Linked DNA regions of Homo sapiens: region 2 is linked to region 1. Evidence: chromatin contacts called from ENCODE Hi-C or POLR2A ChIA-PET data. All regions are on one chromosome and are shown on one strand. The core of a region is the stretch at or near the end of the contact, and the rest is flanking DNA. Distances in the headings are between cores, read along the strand shown.

The links. Hi-C counts contacts between places; a loop is a spot of excess contacts on that map. ChIA-PET counts read pairs that join two places held with the same protein, here RNA polymerase II (POLR2A). Pooled maps may share reads with other maps.
Region 2: a pooled map shows a loop between it and region 1 (12-fold over the local background). The contact joins the enhancer-like site here to the promoter of MYCN in region 1. A Hi-C loop is called at or near these places in 1 of 168 maps with a recorded cell type or tissue (Caco-2) and 5 of 50 pooled maps. POLR2A ChIA-PET finds 5 or more read pairs at or near these places in 2 of 52 experiments (A549 and Caco-2).

The regions. Positions count from the first base shown.
Region 1 is chr2:15,939,117-15,941,816 of GRCh38, reverse strand. MYCN (MYCN proto-oncogene, bHLH transcription factor) reads right to left here and starts at 1,267. Exons shown (of 3, transcript NM_005378.6): 1 at 1,074-1,267. MYCNOS (MYCN opposite strand) reads left to right here and starts at 132. Exons shown (of 4, transcript NR_110230.2): 1 at 132-285; 2 at 720-843. RefSeq lists an enhancer at 1,139-1,669.
Region 2 is chr2:16,406,087-16,408,786 of GRCh38, reverse strand. All of the region lies in intron 2 of LOC107985855 (a long non-coding RNA gene), which reads right to left. Among named protein-coding and RNA genes, the nearest start is that of CYRIA, 260 kb to the left of the region's middle. Within about 2 kb of position 1,291, at least 2 of the 41 ENCODE cell types and tissues checked have a DNase peak (open chromatin) inside an H3K27ac peak, as active enhancers do.

The sequences.
Region 1 (2,700 bases), core at 18-2,517:
GTGGAGGAAGTTGTGCCTCTCGCTCCCTCCCTCCCGCCCTCCTTTTGTGTACAAGCTGTCTACGACAGGGGGTGGGAGGGGGCATGCAGATGCAGGGGGTGGTGGCGAGGCTCCGCAACTTTGGAAACTGCCATTTCATTCACACAAGGCACTGCCTGGGGGAGGGGGCTGTTCCTGGCTGCAGAATTCTAGCTCTCACGAGCACGCAGACAACCGCACTCGCAGCGGTGTGGGGCCGGCTGCTCAGGGGAAGCCCCAGGCTCTCCGACCCAGCTACCGGGAATGGTATTTGGAGTACCTTCTACCCCCTTTGTAAAAATGCAACCTCAGGAGTGCAAATGATAGCAGGGGATTTAGAAAACTTTGCAAATAAAAAAAAGCCTTTCTCTAGACAGAGACCAACAACAGACACCCATATCCACAAATCCTTCCCCTCCCCAAATTTGAGCAAACGCCCCTCGGCATTCACCCGCTGCAGGGATACTCCTGCCAATAGCTTAATTGGAAGCTCTCTAAGCCCACCCCTGCTCTTCCAAACCCACGACAACGTCCTCTTCCAGGGAGGGAGAGGCTGAGCCCCTGTTCCCGGGAATGGCAGGGGCGCCCGCGCGAGGAGGGTCGCCGGGAGAGCCGCCTCTCCTCCAAGCTGGAGCAGCCGTGACCCAGATTGCGACCGCGGCGGCCTCGCCCTGCCTAATCCCCCCCTCTTCTTCCTCCAGGGGCACCCTTTGGAGAAGAACCCCAGCCTGGGGTGGGGACGCACCGGCTCTCCGACAGCTCAAACACAGACAGATCTTCTAGAGCCGAGGGAATTTCTTTTCGCAGAAGCCATTACTCCCCCCGGTAAGGGCTGCAAAAGGATTAGGGCGGGTCTCCTCTAGCCAGGATGCCTTCGGGGCTGGAACTGGCTTTTCTGGGAAAACCCAGAGATGGTTTTGTTTCGGAAGCAGAAACAGTCCCCCGGGCATATTAGGGCGCCCGGTGCGCACGTCGCAATCCCGTCCAGGGCTTGCCTTGCCCCGGCGCTCGTCGCTTCCCTGGGCGCCGGGCGGTTTGCAAGCCCTGCTCCTTACCTCCCGCCGACTGCAGGGGATCCGGAGGCGATTCTGCGCGGGTGTCTCCGGGTGGGCCGGGGGGGCGGGGGTGTCCTCGGATGGCTACAGTCTGTGCGCGCTTGCGCCTGGCTAGCGCTTGCTCGGCTCCAACACAGTTCCCAGGAGCCCCCCGCATCCACCCAGCGCGTCCAGACAGATGACTGTCACAGCCTGCGCTTTGAAGCTCGGGGGATATTATTAACTGAAAAATCTGACACACCCGGGGGGCGGGGAGAGAAGGGGGCTGTGGCGCAGACAAGGGGGAGGGAGAAAGGAGAGGAAAGCGGCTTTACCCCGCCCTCCTGATTTCCATAAAAATCAGGGGAGGCGCCAAGGCTTTCGCGCCAAAAGCCACTTGCTTTTCTTTGCAGAGAGAAGGCTGCAAAGCTGGGAAGCCCAGGGTGTGCTCCTCCCGCCCTTTTGGACCCCCGGGCTTGCACCGGCTGCACTCTGAGAACCAGCTGCGCGCGGAGCGGTGCAATGCAGCACCCACCCTGCGAGCCTGGCAATTGCTTGTCATTAAAAGAAAAAAAAATTACGGAGGGCTCCGGGGGTGTGTGTTGGGGAGGGGAGACCGATGCTTCTAACCCAGCCCCCGCTTTGACTGCGTGTTGTGCAGCTGAGCGCGAGGCCAACGTTGAGCAAGGCCTTGCAGGGAGGTTGCTCCTGTGTAATTACGAAAGAAGGCTAGTCCGAAGGTGCAAAATAGCAGGGAGAGGACGCGCCCCCTTAGGAACAAGACCTCTGGATGTTTCCAGTTTCAAATTGAAAGAAGAGGGGCGCCCCCCTTGTTTGAAAATAAATAAATAAATAAGTGCGAGCTACGAGGGTGGCGCCGCGGTGGTTTCTTCGGCCGAAGGCGACACCTCGCGGAGACTGAGCAGAAAGCGGAGCTGCCCGGCCTTGGCGCGGACCTGGAGTGCGGCCACTCCGCAGGTCTCCCGCCGCCCCCGCGGGACTGTCCACGCGTCCTCACCACTGCGGAGGAGGAGGCGGCCTGGCTCTGCTTCCTAGGGGGAATGGGCGTACGTTCCCTGCAGCCGTCCCCAGGGCTCCCAAGTTAACCTTTTCAAAGCCACCATTCTCCCCAGTTATGGGCAGGCGAATCTGATTTACCGAGATGGAAGTGCTGTCCACACCTCCTGAGACCCAGCCTCGGCTCAAACAGCTTGATTCCAAACTGTTGAAGGGAAAAAGGAAAGCTGCTGTCACTACTTCGTTTCTTTGTGCCTCAGTTTCCTCAATTGTGAAATGGAGTTCGTAGTGCCTCCTACCTGAGAGTTATGAAAGCTCTTATAAGTCCCCAGCCCATAATAGTTGTGTCAGCTATTATTATGATGATGACCACGACATGCTATTCTTCTGGGGAAAATAACACCCCTCTGTCCAGCAGCAGCATTGGCCCCTTCCCTTCCCGCCACCATCAAATCCTGGCTTTACTTCACTCTGGTCTAGCTTTTCTTACAGGTGTATTTGTTTGCAGGGGGTCAGACATTATTGCCCCTGCCCTCCAAACTCTCCAAAAACAACCCTGATCTCCTGGACAGCCCCCTTCACAACCAAATACACAGTGAGGTGGGATTTTGCCTTGAAAAACATTCCTTAG
Region 2 (2,700 bases), core at 42-2,541, 470 kb before region 1:
TGCCATGGGTACAGAGCCAAGGGACCATCTCTAATGTTTCTTATGGCAGAGACCATTTCTGCTCAGCAAATATTTCATGTGCTCCCCTACATTTTCCAGTTTCCCTTGTGATTAGAATAGGGTCATATTCACAGTTTTGGTCAGAATGAATGGAAGTAATTTATATCACTTGTGGCTGAAGCTATCCCAGGAATGTATGCCTCTTACTAGGTTGTCAAAATCTTGGATGAATAGTCCTCACATCATGGCCACAAGATGGAGTAAGGATGCTCACCCTCATCTGATGTCACCTGAGTGAGCTGAGTGAGGAATAACTCTTCTTGTGTTAAGCTATTTCAATTGGGGGTGGGGGGGGGGGTTGACTCTTGGGACAGCTAAAACTAATTATCCTGATGATCTATCCTCCAACTTAGACCCAAGGAGGAGCATGTTTTGAAAATATTCTCTTCTACCGTGTATGTAAATATTTCAAGAAAATGCTCCTTTGTGAAAAAATTTTAGGACATGGTTATGTCTGCTTCTGTGAACAAAAACTACCAAGAGAATACTTCACATCTTTTATATATCAAAGTCTCAAGCTCCTTGGGCTGCAATTCTATCAACAAATGTTACAAATACACTTGGATTCTTGATCTCATAACACAATATAAATACACACTGGTGAGATCTTCTTCAGTGCTTTCGCAGTGCTAAATACCAGTGATGAAAGCAAAAATATGGTTTTCTGTAACCAGATGCTCTACATGGAAAGAATGATATTGCTTAATCGTTTCATTAATGCCTTCTTTTCTTTGTCCTGGAAAATGCTGTTTTGTCTCTTCTTTTGATGTCCTTCCCCAGCATGTTTGCTATAAGACGACTCTAACCCTTCCTCTGATCTGCTTTCCTAACAAGGATTGCAGAAGAATTCTGTGCAGATGCTGAAAGGCAATATAGAAAGAGGAGGTGGTCTTTGAAGCCCTGTGCCAGAAGTGACCACATATCCCCAAAGCAGCATCGGGAGCCACAGCAAACATTTACTTAGCACCCACCTTATGTCAGGCACTTTGCTAAGAGCTTTATCCCTTGCCCCCATAGCAACTCTACAAATTGGGCCTGCTATCACCATTGTAAGAGAGGACACTGAGTCTCAGAGAGGCTTAAAAACGAAGAGCTGTCACACTCCAAAGCCGTGCCTTTTCCATGACATCATGGGCCTTCCATTCAGATGCCGTTGCCACTAGCCAGATGCCTCCAAGACATCTGGCTGTTGGCCAGTCTAAGAAGGGAGCAGGGCGGGGACAGGAGCTAGCCCCTTGAGCACCTACTAAGTGCCGGGACTGTGCTAAGTAAGGCTTTCCCCAGCTCAACCTGTTGCCTAACCTTGCGCCTGGGGATCGGATGACTCGGGGCCTCCTTCCAGGTCACACGCGCCTCCTTTATTAATGTGATAGCTGCCACTGCACTTCTTTTTAGTGAAATATTTTGGGCCACTCAGTCAGTTGTTTGGGTTCAATGAGAAATTGATGCCTCTTTATTCAAAGCTCTGTCAGGAGCTTGGAAAACATCATGCTACTTTGAAAAATGAGGGTTTTTTAAGATTAAAAAAAAAGCCCTGATGATTTAAGAACTTCTCTGGTTGCCAGTTGGCCCCACTCCTCCTCTGGGAGCCAATCAGGAGCGACCATGGTAATAAAAGAGTCCCTCTCCCCCTTCCTGGCTGCTTTCAAGAGTGATTAGTGGAGGGGATTCATAGGCCTTGGTTTTGTGTTGTTTTGTTTTGGGGGGGGGGTTCTTTTTTCCTTGCACTTGGAGAATAAGTTAATTATGATTGGTTAAAATTTGTGTGTTTTTGCTTTTATCCCTGAACCACAATTAGAGCTCCTGACAGCCTCCTGGCCCTCAGAAATTCCAGCTGGTATAATAATTGATAACCGTGGTTATGAATAGATTGGAAACAAGACTGTGAAAGAATGCCTAGCCACTTCAGAGGGTCATTTATAGCGTGCTGAAGGGAAAAGAGAATTTCAGGCCTGGAAAGCTTAGAAACAGAACGAGTTTTTATCAGTTTCCTTGACACTGGCAGATCAAAGCCTGGGTTGCGCTCTCTAAGGGTTACAGATAATGGGGTGGCCGCTAATTCATTCTGCTGCTGGAGCTGAGGCCTATTCAGAAGGGTAAACCAGGGAGTTTTCATGGTGCTGCTTTGTAGTCTTTATCACAGGACCAATGCAAGAATCACCTTTTTATTTTAATGAGACATTTGAAAAGTATTTGATTCCCTCTGGCTAGGGGCTCTTTCTCCCGGCTGAGACAGTAAGAAAGGATTGCCCAATGGAGCTGGATTCTCTGAAAGCAATAGTATCTGCATTCTACCCACCTGCCCCCCTTGTCAGTTTAATAATTTCAGTGCAGGCAAAAGCTGGGCACGTGGGAAAGGAACAGAATTTCAGAGAATATCCTGAAAACAGAATATTTTCACTTGCTTTTTTTCTAACAATGAGGTTGTCCGCAGAGATGCAAGTTCGATCCCAACTCCACCGTTCTCTGTGTACAACTTTGGGAGTAGATTTATATCCTTTCCTAAAGCTCCTCTTCCTCATCTGTGAAATGGAAATAATGACAACAAGCCTGTCATGTTGCTGCAATGTTCAATGCAGTACTGTATCTAAAGCACTCAAGTATCTAAAGAAGACATCTTCGGTAAGCATTTTGTGATTG